Linked DNA regions of Mus musculus: region 1 is linked to region 2. Evidence: chromatin loops called from intact Hi-C (ENCODE). Cell type or tissue: gastrocnemius. All regions are shown on one strand. Each heading gives the region's core, and the rest is flanking DNA. Links, peaks and the distances in the headings are about the cores only. Region 1 has its middle 37 kb from the start of Gm30126. Region 2 has its middle 27 kb from the start of Gm12724.

Region 1 (10,568 bases), core at 4,096-6,595, 48 kb before region 2:
GAGAGCATATCGTGTTCTGTAACCCCAATCCTCCAGACCGCCTGCCTATGTCCATCCTGTCTCCCAGCTTGTGCCAGGCTGGGAAGGCAAGGTAAAAGTGGGTTGTAACTCCTAGGGCCTCTGCACACCTTCCCACAGGGACAACTTGGCCCCCTCAGCTTCTGTCAATCACAAAACGCCTTCCGTTCCGGTTACATTCATCAGTCTTTGCTATGAACACTGCCCGTGACTCCAGGATGTTTGTCATATTGGAGAGGCTCTGCCACAGAGCATTCTGGGAACTTGGAGAGGGTGGGGCCTTAGAGAGGCAAGGGAGCAGGGATGGGGCATGGTGATGACATGGGCAGAAGATGCCTGTCCCTGCTGGGGAAAGCATGCTAAGGGGACAAGCAGAAGGAGCTTATTCTGAGCCTACCTCCTGCCTGGGCACCTTAGAGCCACCTCCTCACAGTCCTCAGGGGTGGATTTTCGATCTTCATTTTACCAGTGATCCCATTAAGAGTTAGAATGTTAAAGGATTTGCCTGCATTTACATGGGTATTAAGGAGCATGCTTGGACCAGACCCACATTCCTTGCCTCCAAAATGGATTCATTCATTACTCATCATCTATTCAGCAAAAATATATTGAGGGCCTACTATGTTCCAGGCACTGTACCAGATACAGAAATATAAGGCAGATATTGTTCCAGATTCCCTCCCTCCTGTTAGTAAATGGAAAAGTTAATCCCAGATGGTGATCAACTGTGAAGCAGAAAAGACGTGTGAGCCAATCAGAGTGAGGGATATTAAATTTTACCCTGGGGTGCATGGTCTGTCTGAATGGAGCTGCAACAGTCTGTGTCACTATCATTGCTGTCCCTAGTCCAGAGCAGCATGGAGAAAATGCCTGCTAGTGCCCAGGACAGGCATCTATCCAGGAGAGGAGTTTCAGTTGAGGCTTAACAATGGAGAAGAAATATCCAACACCCCATACACACCCCAGAAAAGAGACCAGGACAAGACGCTTGCAGTGAAAATATCAAATGAATGACCCAGGGGTAGAAGTGAGCTCAGCATGCTGGAAACAAAAACACCAATGTTGCCAAGCAGGAACTAGGAGGGGAGATGGTACCAGATGAATCAAGGGTTAGGCAAGCAAGAAACAGAGAAGAGAATAATATCTGGGCTTCTGGGCCAGGTGAAGAAGGTTCTCTATCCTAGAACCTGCTTTGTCAGGGCCATGTCAGAACCTGGAGGATGTCAGTATGGAGGGGCTCGCCAGGACTCCACAGTGAACACCAAGATCATGGCCACATGACTCTCTCCAGCCTCCCAACACCCTTCACTCTCTCTGCTGGTCAGGCCAAACGCAGGAAACAAAAAAGGGTCACCCGTTGATCACCAGTGAAGGAGCTTGTGATGTTGGGTAGTAAGATGGTGTGGGAAGAAGTCTGTGAGGTCAGCAGCCACTACACGGGGTACAGAGCAAGCTGACACAGGGACTAAGCCAGGGTCCAAAGGCCGTACCCAATCTGCTGTAACGGTTTGTACTTTGATAGCCTTTTAGTTGAAAATGGGCTGTTCTCCTAAGTGTGCTCCCAGGCAACTTATGTGTTGTAAATTGAATTTTTGAAAGATGTCTTTTATTGGGTTTTGTTCTTACTATAAGAGCAGCACATGTTTCTTTTGGGGAAATCAGAAAACACCAAGCAACCATAAAGAAGAAACTAGAAATACACACCTCCCATCCAGAGCAGTGACAGTTGATTATTCCGAGCCTGTGTCTCCAGCTTGTGTGTCTGTTACTGCTCGGCTCCAGCCTACCCTGTCACCTCTTGGTTGCTCCTCCGGGGTGTTGCCTCACAGATAAACACTAGGGAAAACAGGGATGCTAAACACACAGTGTTATCTCACCAAGGGAGGGAGATATAACCTGTTTGCTGCCCAGAAGGCTGGGGGTGGAGGTGGTAAATAGCCTGGTGATCCTTGTGCTATCTATCTGACCGAGACCACACCAGATTCTCCCCTAGACCCTTAAAATGTCACATGGAGCCAACTATAGAACCAATCTTTATGGAAGATGTCAGTGTACTTTACGAAGAGTTTTGATGCAGTCATGTCTTAAGCTTTATTGTACACATAGGATTGAGTTCATTATCGATAGGAAACTTTTTCCAAATTGTGCTGTGCTTAAATATGATGAAAATAAACTACCCAGTGTCAGACTCTCAAAGTTTAAACCAATACCGGCTATTGAATCTTGTTGAAATGAATCTCCTTCTTGCCTCCCCTGAATCAACTCTCTGCGGGACATGGTGTTTGCTGAGACACTGCACACCTCATGGTACTCCCATCTGGCCAGCCACCCAGCTCCCATGTCTCCCACTGCTTCATGACCAACTGTTTGAGCTCCCTGATGTCTTGGGATGAGTCTGCTTTGTCACCCTGATGCCCAACTACTGAGACTTTCATGGGCCATGTGGGTGTTCTAGTTACCTCATGGGAAAAATTCCAACCCTACCTTGCTCTTGAGTCCCAGGGGTTGACCATAGCATTCTCATCCTGGTGCTAAAGGGATCTCTAGGGTCTGCATTAGGTCCAGGTGTCTGGATGCTTCCAAAGTACCTGAGGGGAGAAAGAGGACTGACCTACATTCAGTCACCACTGCACTCAGCAATACATCACCCAACTAGGAGGAATGGATGGTACATACAACTTAATAACTTCCTCTTAAATTTTCTTTTATGTGTATGGGTGTTTTGCCTGCATGCATGGATGTGCACCACTGTAGAGAGCCAAAAGTGTTGCGCACACAGCTATGCACTGGAGAAGCCAGGAATGTTAAACTCGAAGGCATCTTTCAAAGGAAAGAGATGTTGAACCCATCCTCCCCCTGGAATGCTGGGAATGGATGTAGTTTACAACCTGGTGATCCGTTGCTATCTAATGAACCAGACTCTGCCTGTATCTTCCAGAAATTATAGTTTATCCCAGACCCTTTCTCCCTAAAACTTTGAGTATTACTTCTAGGCCATAAAACTCATTCTTGTAAGAGATGTCATTTGTACAACAGCCTAAGTGACTTCTACCTTATCCTAGGGCCAGGCCAAATCCCAGCTCCCACAGGAATTGTTTACCTCCGTCATTTTCCCTAGACCCTTACCTTGGGCATTGTTACTAAGTCAACAGAACCCATCTTACAGAGGAAGCCTTAGGTACTTTGTAAAGAGTTTCAGTGTAACATGTCTTATGCTTCGATGTACTGCTTCATTGTACTCACAGAGCTGGGTTCACTGTTATCTGAAAACTTTTTGCCAAAGTTGTGCTGTACTTAAATATGGTTGATATCAGACTCTAGAAGTCCTGGCCCAGTGCCAGTACCAAAATCGGGTGAAACCCAGTTTCATTCTTGTCTTTTTGCAGATTGTTTCCTTCGGAGCTGTAAAGCTTTCAGGGACTCTCCACATACCACTTACATGCCTGATGCCCAAAGAGACCTCACCTCCCATCCCGGAGTGTTGGGTCCCAGGAATTGGAGTTGCCTGAGTCTCCAGGTGTGGGGGCTGGAAGTAAAAACTGGGTCTTCTGAAAGAGCAGTCAGGGCTTTTAACCACTGAGCCTTTTCTCCAGCCTTGTAACTTTTTTAAATTATTGTGTGTGTATGTGTTGTGTTGGAAGGGGAAGTTAGGACATAGTAAATGCATGCCATTGTGTGCATGTGGGGGTCAGAGAATAACTTGGCTAATTCAGTTCTAGTCTTCCACCATGGGTTCCAGGGATTGAATTTCAGGTCGTGGGGCTTCACAGCAAGTGCTTCTTACCTGCTGAGCCATTTCCTCGGCCCTTATAGCCTTCTCTTTTAACTTGTCAATGAATTGTGAGCGTGCTTTTTTTTTTTTTTTAGCAATAAATGTGTTTCTACAGCAAGCCAAATGATTGCATAATATTCCACTGCATAAGTTTGGCTAAACGTATATCAACAATCTAGACTTCCAGGCTGAAGCCAACATTTTTAATTCTAATAAAGAAATCATTTCCAATTTCAAGCAGAAAACCATTTCTCTGCAGAAATTCTCACCAATCCTAGACTTTGAAAGTTTCCCTAATCATCTACTGAATTCAGTTGGAATTAAACACATACTGAATGCAATAAGTGATACAGTGTGTCCCACACTACAATATGGTGCAAAAGTAGAAACAAAGATTCAAATGCATGCAGCTCTCTGTCCCAGGAAATGGGCTTGGGACCTGGGGTGGGCTCTGAGGGCGAGGCTGGAAGCAGCTGGGACTGCATTCAGAGCAGAGGAGGAGACGGGTGAACAAGCAAGCTAGGAGATTGCTCAGAGATAATGTGGAGGAGCAGGGCTGGGAAGAGCAGGCAGGAGCCTAACTGTGGGGAGGGAGAAAGTGGGCAAGAGAAAACAGCAGGAAACATATGCGGAAAGATGAACTGAGAGCAGAGCAGGAGGTGTGCAGAGCTACTGATGAGAGCAGGACCAGCAGGGCCAGAGGAGAACGTGCTAGGAGAGTTTGGTTCTAATGGTACAGTCCTTAAATCACTATTCCTGGAAATGATTCTGTATACACGGCCTCTCACCTTCATGACAAATACCATCAGCATAAAAGTACATTAGATGCACATTATGACCCAAAAGCTGATTTTCCAGGACCTCCAGACACAGCTTGGAGTCTCTTTGTGCTCGTAGGAGAGCCAGTCCTGATGAACACTCATCACAACGGAAGTGACGTGACAGGTACTCGACGAGCCCATCATGCAGTCAAGACGAAGGATGCCATGAAGTTGACCTTCATGGGGATGGGGCTTTCTGTGCCTGAAGAGCCTTCGCACTGAGGTGCAACCATTAGTAAAGCAAATGGAAGGCACTCTAATTGCAGCTCTAGGGAGGTTTGGGTTATCTTTTTAAAGTGTTTTCTCAGAACTTTCCAGCAAAATTGCATATTATTCTTCGTGTAATTCTGCTACTTTGTAGCCTGAGCCTAGAACAGCTTTGAAGGAAACTCAGATAAAACACACCAGGCTAGAGATGGCCTCGAGTTTAGATAAATATACAATGTGATTTAAATCTGAGATCCCACAAGACTTGTGAGGAATTTTCCTGAGGTGGGATTATTATCCCCAAGGGGATGAGGAAAAGAAGGCCCACAAAAGTAATGAGCTCACACAAATCAAAGTGAAGAAGTGGACTACCTCCATTAAGTTTCTTTCCACTGCTGTGATAAACACCATGACCAAAAGCAATGGGTTCATTGTGTCTTACAGCTCGCAAATCCATCACCGAGGGAAGCCAGCGTAAGGCACTGAAGCAGAGGCCGTGGAGGAAACGTTCCTATTGGCTTACTCTTCCTTATTTGTTCAGCCTGCTTTCTTATAGCACCCAGGACCACTCACCCAGAGATGGCGCTGCTCCTACTAAGCTGGGCCCACCCACATCCATCATTGGCCAAGAAAATGTTCCACAGGCTTGCCCACAGGCCAGTTGGGTGGGTAGATTTTCTCAGTGGAAGATCCTTCTTTCCAAATGGTTCTGGCCTTGTGTCAAATTGACAAAACACTACCGGGTGCATAGTTAGGCACCAAGCTTTGCTGAAGTGTAGAGTCGAGGCCAGGTATATGCTACTCTCTGCTGCCTCCTGTTGGTGAGAAGAGGAAAGAGCAGCTTCTCTGTTCTATCCAGAAAGCCTGCCCCACAGATGTTCAATCTGCTCCACCAGATTCTCTGGAGTTCCAATTACTCTGACAGATTAACAACCAGGATCCAAGAACTGGAGCCATGGGCCCAGAGTCATGTAGGGAGTTGAGATGGCTGGGCCTGCTGCTTGGGTTTGGCTCATTTCTCTGGCATCAGTCCCCTGCTTCCCAGGTACAGGTCTGGAATGTGAGCTGATACAGGTGAGGTTCAGAACTAATCCATACCTCAGTTTCTGCCAGCTGTGTACTTTCAAACATGGGCCTCACTCTTAGGGTCCCTGTTTCCTTCCTTTCAAGAGATTGGCTATCTGTGGCTTCACTCTGACATTGTGACCAGAGTGAGATTCTGAGTTAAGCACTCAGAAAGCGTCCACATCCCTTGTTCCCCTTTGTGATTTTGCTGGCAGTCACAGCAACAATTGCTCTCCTGCCCTGTTCCTTGGCCCAGGACTACAATTGATTCTCCAGCAGTAACATCACTCTGGGATGAGCCAGGAGGACATAGAACTGTCACTCTCTTAAGCTGAACTTTATACAGGTGTCCAGGGTAGTGGGGCTAGAGTCTCCGCTGTCTGGTTCCATGCCAGGCTTCTGTGCAGTGCATGCCATGAGACAAAAATGTGATGGACCATTTGTGGCTTCTGAGAACATCTCTGGGTCCCCTGAAAGTACAGCTACCCCAAGTCTCATGAGCTGGGAAAACAAATATCAATTCTTGTTTACTCATGACAACCACATTCTTCAGAGGAATGAGGTGGACAGGAGGTGGATGTCACCCAGTAAATCTCTCACACACTAGGGGAGAGTTGCCACAGTTGAAAAACAGATCAGATCTGCTATTGGTGGGATAAAAGCCAGAGCCAGAATGAAGGGATGGGTGGGGCCCAAGCAAGTGCTTGACTAGCAGGGAACAAGCAAAGCCAACACACAGGATTGTTTTTCTCCCTTTAGTGTTGGCAGACGAGAGCCTCTGGGGAAGACATTCAGATCAGATAAAGGTGACATAAGGAAGGGATGGAGCTGTAGAATGCCTAACCTAAGAAGTCAAAATGCAGTAAGTTGGAACCTTTGGGACAGTTCATTCTCAGTGAAGACAGAGAAAACAAATTTGTTGTCCATCTAGTGGACCCTAGGACAAGAGCAGGCTGGAGCTCCCAGGAGTTCACCTCATGCTCACTGGCTAGTGGGTGATGGAGCAATCTCACTCAAGAATGACCTGCAGAGGCATACGAGATACATCTCTAAAACATGACAGTGTTGTCATGGTGATGAAAAAAAGTAACTAACATGAATCGTGACAAAGGATAAGTACCCCGAATTCCCCTTCCTCTTAAGAGCAGCTGGGATCCTAAGGGGGGAAACAAGCAGATCAGAAGGCTTAGAGCAGTGATTTCCATTCTCTCAGCAAATGAGCCAATGGGGTGGGGGATGCCAAGATCTCACTATGTAAGTCCAAGGTAGGTAGATATATTCCCCTTAAACTTATTAACTTATTAACAGTAGAGATTAGGCAGCTGAGGAGCCTTGAAAAGCTGTTTCTCCTCTGGCCAGCCTCCAGAACCATGCTTGGTGGAGCACAGAGCAGACACTATAGAATCCAAACACTCCCTAACATCAGTCTTCCCTCCAGAGGAAATGTCCCTTAGTCACTACAGGCCTTGTCACTAATGAGGTTGGTCTACTCAGGCTGCCTTTAAAAAAATACCATAGACTTGATAGATTACACAGTACAAATTTATCTCTTGCAGTTTGGGATATTGGGGTTCAAGGTCGAGGTGCTGACTGACTCAAGTCCCCAGTGAGAGCTCTTTTCCTGGTTGTACACAGCCTTCTCACTGAGGACTAACGTGATGCTGGTAGAGAGTTTCTCATGTCTCTTCTCATAAGGGCACTAATGTCATCATAGCCTCCCACCTCCACCCTTGTGGCCACATCTAAACCTAGTCACCCTCTCCAAGTCTTACCTCCAAATACCATGAAATTCATGAGCAATTGAAATTAGATTTGAAGAAATGCGGTTCAATTCATAGCATCCACTTCTCATTACAAAGCCAGCTAGTTTCATTTCCAGTAAAAACAGGGCATGGGTGGCCATGACTACATGACAGTGCCCATGTTATCAGGAATGGAGGCACAAGGTCACACACAGCTGCAGTCACACTGTGGACCCTAAGCATCTGTCTATCTTCCTGAATCCTCAGCTCAGTTCATTCTCTGTGATTTACAGTAGTGTTGTCCTCTACTGACTGGAATATTTGCAATATTAAGTGGATACCATATGAAAAAACACCACACAGTGATCCCGATTGTCCCAGCTTGCTTGCTGTTCCTGTTATAACACACTGACCAAACCAAGGCTTAGTTTGGCTTACAGGTTTCAGACTTTCAATGAAGGAAACCCAGGTACAAGCTAGGGACTCAAGGCAGGAACCTGGAAGCAGGAACTGAAGCGGAGGTCATGGGGGAGCCTGACTTGCTCATCCTTGCTGCCTCATCTTGCTTTATTATACCACTCATGACAACCTAGGTAGGAGTGGTGCTACTCACAGTAGACAAGGCCCCGCAACATCCATCATTAACTAAGAAAAGGTCCCTCAGACATGTCTATCAGCCAATCTGATGGACACAATTCCTCAAGTGAGGCTCCCGCTTCCCAGATGACCTTAGCACAGTGGTGGGGAACAAGTGCTCATCAAGCAGAAGCTATCCTTGCTGGGATGGGCATATGCGGTATTTGGGTTTACAGATCCAGAGCGGATCTCTCCTGAGCAATGCTCACATTCCACTTATGTCCTCTCACTTATTGATCTTTTTCCAACTGGCTCTTATTTTTGATCTATTGTATCTGCACCCACAATATTTTCACTCATACTCAACCTCAGAAGACGGCGTCCTTCTCTAAGTTTCAAAGCCTTTGTGGGCACCTCTTCAACAAAACCACAGAGATGCCTAATGGGTCTCAGGAGAGGAAATCCCACAGCTTCTCCACCCAATCCCAGAGAAACTATTACCACGTGGTTTCCATACAATGGACCATGAGGCTATGAGCTAGGTTTAATTGTAAGACCCCCTAGTACTGCACCCCCGCCCCTGAGGGCTGAATATGGCTAGGTGTGCTGCATTCACCAAAGGCAGGCTGAGCCTCTTACCTGGATACATATGTGATTGTCAGCGGGGTACCAGACCATGGCAGCAGCAGCAGCAGCTCAAGCCTTCTGTATTTCAGTTCTAGCATCTATTTTCTAGGAAACGGGCCATGTGCATCTTGATGTGGCACAACACTTCAGGCTGTCCCAGCCGAACCCCCACATTTACAGATGAAGACACAAGGTGTCACCAGCACAGGCTGGTGGAGGTGAATCTGCAATGCCCAGCCTTGCCCTTCACTGATGAAAAGCAGAAAACTGAAGAGGTGGCTACACAGAAACCACACAGTCTCAGGAAGCACTGACCGGGCTGAACAAATTATTTACCCTATTTCTTGAGTTTATGTCAAATTACCAGTCTCCATCCGCACCTGTACTACGGCATGAAATAATGTTTTTATAAACCTACTTATTGTCTTTAAACAATTACACAAATATCATTATGCATCACTCAACCAACTCAAATACTTTCAACTGATGTAATGTTTGCTTCTCTTTTAATTATTTTGCACATACACAGAAATGTAAAACTCTCTGTCAATACTAATATTTCAACTGTCATATGTTTTGCACGTCGAGAAGCTAAAACACTATTGAAGTACAGTTTGAGCATTAAAGGTGCTAATTTGTCATGTGAAACTATTTAAAATGGATATTTTTGTCACCCTGTTTCGGTGACCGCTCTTCAGGCCTTAAAACACAAAAGGGGGCCTCCTTTCTCTTCCACTCTTACAGCTCCTTGGGAAGAACTGTTCCCCGTGTGGTATGACAAATAGTGGAAGCAAGCTTCGGGTAGGACTGATAGATTGGGGAATTATGTTTTCAATTCTAGAGTTCTATAGAGACATTCACGATTCTATAATTGGGTGCTGTGATGGAAAACATTCGTTGTCAACTTAACTGGACATGTAATCACATAGAAAACACAGCTCTGAACTCGCCAGGGCATTTCTCTGATCACAGGCTTTGGAAAGGAACAAGGATTCTGCCATGGACTGGATTGGAGGGTAATCCTGTTGCATTCTGGCAAAAAGAAAAATAAACTGGTTGCATTTTTCTCATGTCTGAAAGACTTGAGTGAGACGTACATTGCTTAGCAGAGGAAATTTCATGACTACACAATATCCAAGATATGGCACGGTTTGTACTTACTGCTCTTAGATTTACAATAAAAGAGAGCAGAAATAAATGAAAAAAATATGCAATTTGATAAAGAGAAAAGAATGAGCACGTGTCTTAGTTACTTTTCTATTGTTGTTAAGAGACACCATGACCAAGGCAACTTACAAAAGAAGGAGTTTACTGGGATGCACAATTGCAGAGGGTCAGAGTCCATGATCATCATGGCAGCAGGCAGGCAGGCATGGTGCTGGAGCAATAGTGGAGAGCTTACATCTAATCCACAAGCATTAGACAGAGAGTGAGCTAACAGGGAATAACATGGGCTTTTGAAACCTCAAAGCCCACTCCCAGTGACACACCTCCTCCAACAAGGCCACACCCCCTAATCCTTCACAAACAGTTCCACAAACTGGAGAGCAAACATTCAAATATACAAGCGTATGGGGGCCATTCTCATTCTAACCACCACAGCCAGTTTCAAGTTACAAAGTTGGTGCAGAGAAAGCTGCTGTGCTTGTTAAAAAGATTTGCACCGCTAAAGAGAAACCACATTCTCTGTCCTGGGGTGATAGGAAAGATGCCCAGAGAGCAAGATCCCACCCATTAAAG
Region 2 (10,568 bases), core at 4,017-6,516:
ACACCAACTGCTAAATCACCTTTCTTTAAATGTATAAAACTCAGAGCATCTTGTGACAGCATCAGAATGTGTAAATTTCACACACACCCAACCCGTATTCTGTCCCTATGCACAGACTAACACAAAGCATGCACGTGGCTGGGAGGCCTAATTTGCAGAAAATCTGTGCGTTTATCTAAAGAATTACAGGGACTAGGTGTATCGGTGCATGCCTGTGATCCTAGCATTTGGAATGATGCAGCAAGGGATTGGTGAGTCTACGGCCAGCCTGACCCTATCCCCAACAGATATAGGAGCTAGCTCTAGCAAGGTAAGGTCAGTTATGATGTCCCTACCTGAAACAATTAAAGGAGAGGGACAAAGACACAAAGCCTAGATAATATAAACCACACCCGTCACCACCCTTCCTGCCCCATCACCCAACTGTACCTTCCCCAAAATAGCCCTTTGCGTACCTGAGTTCCCAAGATGCCTTTTTCTCAGGAGACAATCACACACACACACACACACACACACACACACACACACACACACACCTTCTCAAAGTGCTAGACCTTGAATAAACTTTATTTTCTTCGTGCTGTTTCTCAGCTCCCAAGCATTGAGCACACAGGGTAGATGGACTTGGGTTGGGTAACAGGGAAGCTGGCCAGTGGTGAACCGCACAAGGAAAATGCTGACAGTGCAGATGTTGTTTGAGGGCCACAGGGAGAGTTTTCCACACAAAATTTATTTGTCTCTGTAAGAGAATTTTTCACAAAAATATTTAAAAAAAAAAAACAGTAAGCAGTGGGTAAAGGGACAGTTATCTGTTGGTGTTCTTAGATCAGTCAGGACAGTCCTTTGTTCATCCTAGCCTGATGCCTGCCTAGGACTCATAAAGATCAAATCAAACCAAACCAAATCAACTCTAGGCAATGCAGTGTAGGAGGAGGAAGACAGACAGAGACCTCCAAGGTCATCCACACATGTGCCCTCCAGCACACACAGGTGGGCCATAGACACCTGCTTGCTACCATGTCACACAGCACAGATAGATGTCACCCAGGGACCCCCCCCACCCCGTGGCCAGCCTGCAGTAGGAGCCAGCACAATGTACGAGCATTTAGTGGTCAGATAGAAAGCGAAATTGGGCAGCTTGTGCCCTACCTATTCAGAGAGATGGAACTGGAGACTGAGGCTGGAGAGGAGGAGCTATTGTGAGTAGCCCGCCCTGTCAACTGGGGCCATGGTGAAGTCCCCAGCCTGAGCTGACACTGAGGGCCATGTCTGAGTCTTTGGCTATACACTGGCAGAGGTCCGTGTCAATGTTTGTAGCTGGTATTACCACTAGAGTACATGGGGATCCTGTCCCTGGTCAGGGCAGCAGCCACCCACAACTTGGATGTCCAGGGCTATGCATAACAGGCCCCTCCCCTCACTGGATGATGTGTTCTGGAGAGCTTGCCTCATCTCTCACCAGGTGGCAGCATTCAGGAGAGCCGCCTGGCTCAGGAAGCTGCCAATCTGATCCTGCTGGCAGGGGTATGGGTGAGCAGGCCCCAAGGGCTTAAGTATGGGAGAGTTGAACCACATGAGCGTGGGATGGTGTAAGTGCAGAGGTGATACCCCACCCCCACCCCACCTCCTGCAGTCAAAAATGCCTCCCACAGAGCCATGAGTTCAGGGGGACTAGCCCTGCCTTTCACCAGCTGCAGCATTCTGGAGAGCCGACCCTGTACCTCACCTGGGCAACACCGTAGGGTTGGCCCTAATCAAGGAGATGCAGGTAAGCCAGCCCAAGGGCAAAAGCGTGGGAGAACTGGCCCTGCCACCCCTCTGCTGTGAGGTCGTCTGGGCTGGGGGAGGGAGGGTGATGCCCTCTACACCCTCACCCCCTCAACATGTGAAGCAGTCAGGAAAACTGGCCCGAGGGTCATGAGAGCTCCGTCCATCTGTCACCAGCTACAGCACTCCAGACAGCAGGCCCTACACTTCATCTGGGCTACACATCTGGGCCAAGGGGGAGCAGATGAGTCAGCCCCAAAGGTGATAGCTTAAGAGAGCTCATCTGGTATGAAGCAGACTAGATGCAGGGGTGATGCCCTCTCCCTCCCCTCCTCACAGCCTGCAGTAGCTGACAGAGCTGGCGCTGGAGTCATGAGAGATGAAGAGTTTGTCCTGCCCCTCAGCTGAAGCACTAGGAGGGCAGGCCCTGTACCTCACCGGGTTGGAGGTGGGAGCCCTGATAGTGAAGACACAGTAAGCCAGCCCTGAGGGTGTGAGAGCGGGTGAGCGGGCCCAGCCCTTTACAGGCCACAGCACTCAGGAGGATGGGGCCTGCACCTTGCCTGGACAGCACAGTGGAGATGGCTCTGGAGGTGTGGGTGCTGGTGGGCGGTTCAGAGCTTACCCTGCCTCCTGCTGATGGCGCTTTGGATGGCTAACTGGAGCAATGCTGGAAAACATCCACCCTGGAAGTGCAGATAAGAGAGAGCCAGTGGGGCTGACCAGCTCAGCTACCAACCAGGCCCAGATCCAGGACTTTGAATTGGCCCACCCCAAAATCTACATCATCTGTTAACCCTTGGGAACATGTGAAGGTGATAGTCTTGCTGATCCAAAGCTGCAGGTTCTACATGACACAGCACAACAGGATAGCCAGGAGGAGTCCGAGTGAAGATCCAATGTTGATTGTGTCACAGAAGCCAGAGACCTCAAACCAGGCCAATGACTCATATCAATGAACATTCTCAAGTGAAGATGTGTGGACAGAGGGATATAATGTGGGACATAGTGACATACTACAGCTTCCACAATAAGTTTTTTTTGTTTTTTGTTTTGGGTTGTGTGTGTGTGTGTGTGTGTGTGTGTGTGTAGTTTACAAGGACAAAGGGTAGATATGAGGGGCTGAGGAGATGAATGAGACCAGTGTGCATGACATGAGACTCACAAAGAATCAATAAAAAATTTAGAAAAATAAAAAAATGAAAACCAGCATGAGGGATTATAAACCATAAATCACATGTTCCATACTTTTTATTTTAATATTTGTAATATTTGGTTTTTTGAGACAGGGTCCTCCTACATAGCCCTGGCTATCCTATGTAGACCCAGCCTTGAACTGGCTGGCCAAGCCAAGGCCAAGGCTGGCCTTGAACTCACAAAGATCCACCTGCCTGCTTCCCAAGCCCTGGGATTGAAGGCATGTGTACATGTTCTGCACTGAGTGAAATCATGTACACTTCCACTCTCTGAGACCAGACCCAGCTCAGCTCTGAGCCAACACCCATCTCACCAGCCCTTAGTCAATACAGAGCTGGGCGTGGTGGCTCACGCCTTTAATCCCAGCACTTGGGAGGCAGAGGCAGGCGAATTTCTGAGTCCAAGGCCAGCCTGGTCTACAAAGTGAGTTCCAGGACAGCCAGGGCTACACAGAAAAACCCTGTCTCAAAAAACCAAAACCAACCAACCAAACAAACAAACAAGCAAACAAAAATACAGAGCACTGCTGTTCCCTAACACTGACAAGTTTACAAACAGGAAATATAGTATGGAGACTGGAGAGATAGCTCAGCGATTGAGAGCACTGGCTGTTCTTCTAGAGAATCCAGGTTCAATTTCCAGCACCCACATGACAGATCACACCTCTCTGTAACTCCAGTTCCCAGCCTTCGTTCTGACACTCTCACACAGACATACATGCAGGCAAAACACTAATGCACACAAAATAAAAACAATTAAAAAAAAAAAAAGTCAGGTGGCAGTGGTGCAAGTCTTTAATTCCAGCATCCCGGAGACAGATCGGAAGTCGGATCTCTGTGAGTTCAAGGCCAGTCTGGCCAGCAGAGTGAGTTCCAGGACTGCCAGGCATACACAGAGAAACCCTGTCTCCACAGCCACTTCCCCACAAAAGAAAGAAAACATATTCTGACTGATGGCTAGGAGGACCCGTGGCATTATTTTCAGACACATATACTCAACAAATTCACAGAAGCTTACTATTTCAGAGCAAAAATAACGTTTTAGAAACCACCGCAAGCCATTCATAAGTCCATTTTTAACTTCCAAGTATTATAAAAAAGGTCATGTCAGATTTTTCTCCTACACCTTAAGAACAACTTCAAAAGGCCTTGCTAGTCAAGAAAATGCAAGCGTGCCCTGCCGGTGGCGGCGAAAATAGCAGCAGCTCATTAGGACAGTGAGCAACTTCTGGAGTGTGACAAGGATTGCACACCTTAGGCTGGTGTTAACAATGATGATGATGACAGGGACCATGTACTTTGGACTCTCTGTGTGCCAATTTTTTTTCAGAGCCCCTTTTTACAGAGAATGAACGGGCAAAGCCAGTCAGTTGTAAAATTACAGCCTAACGTTCACTTCAGCATGTATATCAACACTTTATCTTTTAAATCAATGTGACTTCTGTGTTCTGTTTCCCATCATAGTACTAGCTAATATTTGTTGAGTACTTACAGCAGAGGCTGGCTTGGAATACAGATATAATTAACGTAAAATAATTTATTATTTCTTTAGTCCTTTTCTATGAAACTGGTGCCATTTCTATACCTCTGATTTGCAGGTAAGGAAACAGAGGAACAAAGATGTTTAAGTGTGACTTACCTGAAGTCACACAGCAGTAAGTACTGGAGATAGATCTTACCCCATATATTTATGCTCCTTTCAAGTAAAAGCCATCAGTTGTATCTTCTAATTTACATCCACACTTTAGGACTCTGTAGCCACCTGTGCCTTCTCGAAGGCCCCGACAAGGATATATCTAAAATCAGTGTCATGACTACCTCTCCAACAAAGGAAAAAATGTGTACTGCTAGCTCCGGTCCAAAGCCACAATTATCATCATCTTGTTTACCAAGAGTAGAAGTGACACTTCTCTCAGTAAAATACCTTACTCTGACTCTGTTTATAAAAAAAAAAAAAAAAAAAAAAATTCAATAGGCCCACCCACCTCCACGTGGTGAGCCGACAGGCACGTGGCCCGCCCACAGGGGGAGCCACGACAATGTTCAAGGATGTGGTGGAGTGACGGAAGAGAAAGAGCAGACCGGTTTGAGCACTATGAAGAGAGGCAGAATCTGACACTTGAGAGTGGTGAGGAACGGTCTGATGTGAGTAGTCTGCGCTGCTATCTCAGGCCATGACGAAGTCCCAGCCAGGGACACTGCTGAGCGCCATGTCTGGGTCTGGTGGCCATGCAGCAGCAGGGGTCTGTGTCGGCAATGCATGTGGCTCATATTACCATCAAAAGCCATGCGGTCATCCCTGGTCTGGGCTGATTCCTGGCACCATGTTCATATCCAAGGGCAGTTCAGAGCTGGCCTTGTGCCTCACTGGCTACAGCACTCCTGAGAGTGGGCCCCACTCCTGAGTAGCACAATAGAGCTAGCCATGGTGGCAAAGGCATGGGTGAGCCAACCTGAGAGCATGACATCAGGAGAGCTGGCCTTACCCCTGGCCAGCTATGCATTGGTTGAGCTTGCCAGGGCAGTGCTGGAGAGCTCCCCCTAGTGGGTGGTGAGGGTTCAGAAGAGTTGGTGGGCTGACCAACCAGCTACCACCCAGGCCTAAATCCAGGGCTTTGAATTGACCCACCCCAACATCTACCCCATCTATGAACTGCTGGCGTTCATGAAAGGGCCCATTCTGTAGATCCAAAACTTCAGGATCTCCATGACACAGGGAGATAACAGGATATCTGATAGGAGTCCCAATGAGGACCCAGAACTGATAGTGTAGCAGAAGCCAGCTCGAACCAGATCAATGACTCAAGGCAATGAACATTTGCAGGTAAAGAAGCGTGGACAAAATGGTATACTGTGGGACACCCTACAGCTTCTACGACAAGACTTGTTGTTCTTGTTGTCTGTTTGTTTATTTGTTTTGTTTGCTTTTTGTTGTTTCTTTTAGTAAGGGCAGAGGGTCGATACAAAGGGATGGAGAGATAAGTGGGACTGGGGAGCATGGTGTGAAATTCACAAAGAATCAATAAAAAGTTTAAATTTTATTTTAAAAAATTAAAAAATTGGGGGCGGAGGCTGAAGAGATGGCTCAACACTCTTAAGTTAAGAGCACTGACTGCCAATAAGGAAACAAAATTATTAGGCTGTGGTCAACATATATGGAACTCAGCTCTAGAGGGTGTGGGTTACCTCCTCCATATAGAAGAAAGAACTGATATTGAAGGTGCAGCCATCATAGACTCAATGATATGCTGATGTCTGAACCTAACATTTTCAATTATTTTCTATTGGCTCTTTATTACAAAGTGCCAGGTAGTGATGGCCAATCAAAGCTAGGGAAACTGAGGCTTAGACAAAAAAGAAGGAGGAGGAAGAAGAAGAGGAGGAGAAGGAAGAGGAGAAGGAGGAGGAGGAGGAAGAAGAGGAGGAGGAGGAGAAAGAGGAGGAGGAGGAGGAAGAGGAAGAGGAGGAGAAGGGAGGGAGGGAGGGAGGGAGGGAGGGAGGAAGGAAGGAAGGAAGGAAGGAAGGAAGGAAGGAAGGAAGGAAGGAAGGGGCTTGCCTGAGGTCCTGAGATGTAACTAATCATGATCCATAAAGCTGGAATTCAATTCCTAAGCCTTTGTCCTTCATTCATTCATTTAAAAAACATGTCTAGCACATAGTATGTACTCATGCCTCTTCTCACATCTGGGCTTCCAGAAATATCAAAGATGCAGATGCAGGAAACCAAAGAGCACAGGATAGAGGCAGGACAGACATTTCTCCACATTCCTAAAGCCTCACCCAGACTGGGAAGTAAAACACATTTCAAATTAGAATCAAGATTCAGGTTTTTGAAAGACCAACTGGCCAGAAAATGTTCAGATCTGCCATAAAAGAACACTGCATCCCACACACGTGAAGCTAATGATTAAATGGAAAAGAAAATGGTTTCATGTTTAAATCTTACCAAGACCATCCAAGTCAATGATCCATTATAACAGCATGGGCCCCTTATAATGAGAGATGCAGGAGGTCCAGGACAGAATCTGCAAAGGATGAAAGTCTAACCCTGTGGGGTCACAGACGACCTCCCAGAGGGGACCTGCAAAGTGAACAATCTTCCAGACAGAGACCTTGAATAAAACCCTGAGACATCCCATGTGGCTGATGAAAAGGCTGAGAGAGGCAGGGGAGACCTGGCAGGTAGATGCAGATTGCAAAGGCCCCTGTGCTCCCAGGGCAGGGCTCTCTGGCTAAAGATAAGGAAAGTCTTGGCAGGGTTTTGCACACAGGGATAGCAATCCAGTGTACATTTAGAAAATCCATCTGTTATCATATGGAACAGAGATTAGAGAGATGAGAATGCCAACCTGAACCCAGGTATAGTAATGTAAGCCTGTAATCCCAGCACTCAGGAAGCTGAAGAAGGGGCATGGTGAGTTCAAGGCTAACCTACATAGCTGAAATTTATGAAGAAATCCAAGAGATGTCAGTGGCTCAGTCCAGCAGCAGTGAATGTGAGAGGCATATGGGAGAAAGATCTCCAGGGGTTCAGCAATGGCCTACGGTGACAGGTTTGTCATCTGTCACCTCTCAGGGGAAATTCGGACATTTAAGATGAACCTGCATCACTCAGAGAATCCTGTACTGGCAAACATGTCCTTCCCTACAGCCTGTGATGCTAGTGGCTTTAGGATGTGGAGCTTGGGGTGGGGGAGGAATTGGTCCACTGACTGGGCCAGTGGTCCAGCACAGGACAAACAAGCAACAAATGCATATAAAAGTAAAGCAAGATGTACTGTAAACCTTGCTTATCCCCCACGGTGGACCCTAGAGTGATACCTGACACACAGTCTCTACTTGGGTACTCTCCTAACTCTGCCTGGCCGCTGTGAGCCCAGATGTTTCCATCTACAAAAACAGTTAATGAATTCTCTAGCTAATGAAAAGAGGTATTGTTGCATCTCTGCTTCCCAGCAGTTCTTTGGCTTTTCTGGCCCAATTTAACTTCGGCAAGATCTTCTTTCCCTCACCTAGACAATAACACTAAGAGAAGCTAACATTCATTGAGCTTTTGTTAAGGCCAGCCATTTTTCTAAATGCATAGAAGTGACCTGAAGGAAATCTCCGCTTAGTGCTTCTGTTTCCTTGTCACCATGCTTAAGAGGAGGGGAGAGACTTCTCAGAATCTTGTCCCCAGGACTTCAGTAGCTCATTGTATGGGTAAGAATCAATGGAGAGGAAGATTGGTCATAAAGAGGTGAGGAGTTCCTGGGATACATTGGGATTTTCTCAAGTGGGGTCTGTCCCCCTCTTTTGAGCTTGTATTGGCTCGTTGGATGTCTGACACCAGATAAAGGATAGAAACAGTGTGATGCCAAGGCTGTGGAGAGCCTGTTACAATGAGTCAAAGGAGAGTGGGGGTAGTTGTGGGTGCTCTTGTTTGAGCAGACCCACGATGGCCTGCTACAGTACAACTCTGAATCATTATCTCCCATCAAAATAATGGAGTCTCTGGCCTAGGTGAAGACCTAACAGTCCAGTTGGGCAGATAAATCAACTGGCTAAAGGAGAATCCTTTCGGGAAGGCAGGACCACCCCTCAGGAATTGGGTTCACCTTAAGCCATACTAAAAAGGGGGTAAGGAATAATTATCCCTGTAATGAGATAACGTACTTCCCTGAATTCTTGTCATGTGCACAGTATCTACAGGGATGCTATAAAGCCGTGATAGTTTTTTGTTTTTTTTTGTTTTTTTTTGCCTCTGTGAGCTTCAACTTAGAGAAGCTTAGCCTCTTCTTTTTCTCTCTTCCATCTTCCTTTTAGATGCTGGTTGGAGCGCATGCTTTTTCTGGTACTCTTGGCTTTTTCATTCTCTCTTTAAAGCTCTCTTCCCCACTCTGTGACTTTGCCACTTGGCTGACCTGTATTTCTAATTCAAATGGCATGGCTTTCTCTCTTTCTTAACTCTATCTTCCTCCTCTAGGGAGCTGCTGAGATTTACAGCCTGCCTGCTTTGGGGTTTTCTTTTAAACTCTAAAGTAATTGCCCTTGAGCTTTCTTCTGAGTCCATTCTTAAATGCTTTTATTAATGAGACTAAGGACCCCTAGAGGGACCCTGATTTACCTTGTAACAAAGTGAGAAAATGGTGGAAGGGAGGACTGTCAGGTAGATTTCCCATGTGCCAGCCATGTGACATCAACTGGCAGAATGGGATTTCAAAATATTAAATAGACTCAACCATCTAACCCAGCCCAGGCATCCTAGCCATCCTTACCTCCCCACTCGGCTCAGGCCTTTCTCCCTCACTGCCAGGCTTCCGGCCCCAAAGGAGAGACTTCTAGAAGTGAGTGATTGGTCCCCAAGGTCCCACAGCAAAGGATTAGCTCCTCCCTCCGGCACTGAGTACATCAGGGAGTCCACCTGCAGATAAAGGCCATCAAAAAGAGATTAACACAGGACCTGAGCATCTGCAGGAAGAGCCTTCCAGGTCCCTTTGCTGGGAACTGCTCCAGCTGATGCAAAGAGAAGAAACACAAACGCTCTTTGGAAGGAGTCAGAAAGGCCCTGGAAACTCAGGTCCCCTTTGGAGACTCATGTGGAACGTGGGATGAACCTGGGTCTTGCCTAAACTGGAATTCTTTGGGCAAAATAAAGTCTCAGATCCCTCTTCTTAATCTGAGAACAAAAACTAGAGCCAAAGAGAGGGGGTGACTTGCCAAAGGGCATGAAGCAAGTCCTGGCAGTCAGTACAGCACATAAGTCAGAAGTTTCTACACTCGGATCATAGCATCATCTAAGATGCACTGAGCGCTGCCTGTAAACCAGATGCTGTTCTAGGTGGTTTTAATTGTTCTCACTCATTTAACTTGCACCACTAACTACCCCAGCAGACCATTCGTAGTAACACCCGCAGAGCCAAGGTTGCACAATTGACAAACAGCTAGAACTCTAGTAACTTCTAAAGACAACTCAGAACAGCAGCAATAACCACACAACCCCTCAGCTACAACCCCACACCCTCCAATAGAGTCTTCAAGCAGAGTCTACTTTCTAATGGTTCGTTTGCTTTGAAATTGGGTAGGTTCATCTCTTCTCCCACCCGCAATCCTTCATCACTCTGGAAAAGCATTCCAAGAAGTGGCTCCTTCCAGTCCTCTGCTTGGATGCTTGGGCTATGTTGCTGACTTCCCAATAAGCTATTCCTTGGCTTCTACATCATGGCCTCTGTTAGGGGACTGGGATGGTCAGAGGGAAAGAAGACAGTACCTCCCTGAGGATGACCCTCCTAGAAGGCTAATGGGGATTAGCATCACTGTGCTGAGCTTCGTTCAGAAGATTCTAAGTCTCAGAGCACATCTCCAGAGACCCTAGTCTTACTCACCTATGGTTTCCACAAACACAGTCTAAGGGACCTCTTGGGCACAGTTACATGCTGTACTCATGAGGCCTTCGCAGGCACTGCATGCACATGAGACATGCACACACGTACAGGCCACCCATACACATAAAGTTAAAAAGGGGGGAAACAATTTTAAGGAGTACTCCTGACCAAGAAAAGGGGAACATGCACAGTGAGAAAAGACCCTGGATTCAGGAGACCTGGGGATAGTGTCTCAGTTCGG

The links. A loop is a pair of places that touch in the nucleus more often than their neighbours do. Peaks named below come from ENCODE experiments on the same cell type or tissue, not always from the same donor. Only the 100,000 strongest peaks of a DNase experiment are listed, where the experiment ranks them.
Region 1: a loop joins it to region 2, with 2.0 times the contacts of the local background. A loop is called at or near these places in 3 of 42 quality-filtered maps.

The regions. Positions count from the first base shown.
Region 1 is chr4:106,156,163-106,166,730 of GRCm38, forward strand. No RefSeq gene overlaps it. Among named protein-coding and RNA genes, the nearest start is that of Gm30126, 37 kb to the left of the region's middle. In gastrocnemius, for the core only: a CTCF peak has its summit at 5,639 (motif pointing left); no DNase peak of the experiment used is centred there; H3K27ac peaks cover 1,427 bases.
Region 2 is chr4:106,204,715-106,215,282 of GRCm38, forward strand. No RefSeq gene overlaps it. Among named protein-coding and RNA genes, the nearest start is that of Gm12724, 27 kb to the right of the region's middle. In gastrocnemius, for the core only: a CTCF peak has its summit at 5,515 (motif pointing left); DNase peaks (open chromatin) are centred at 5,293 and 5,456.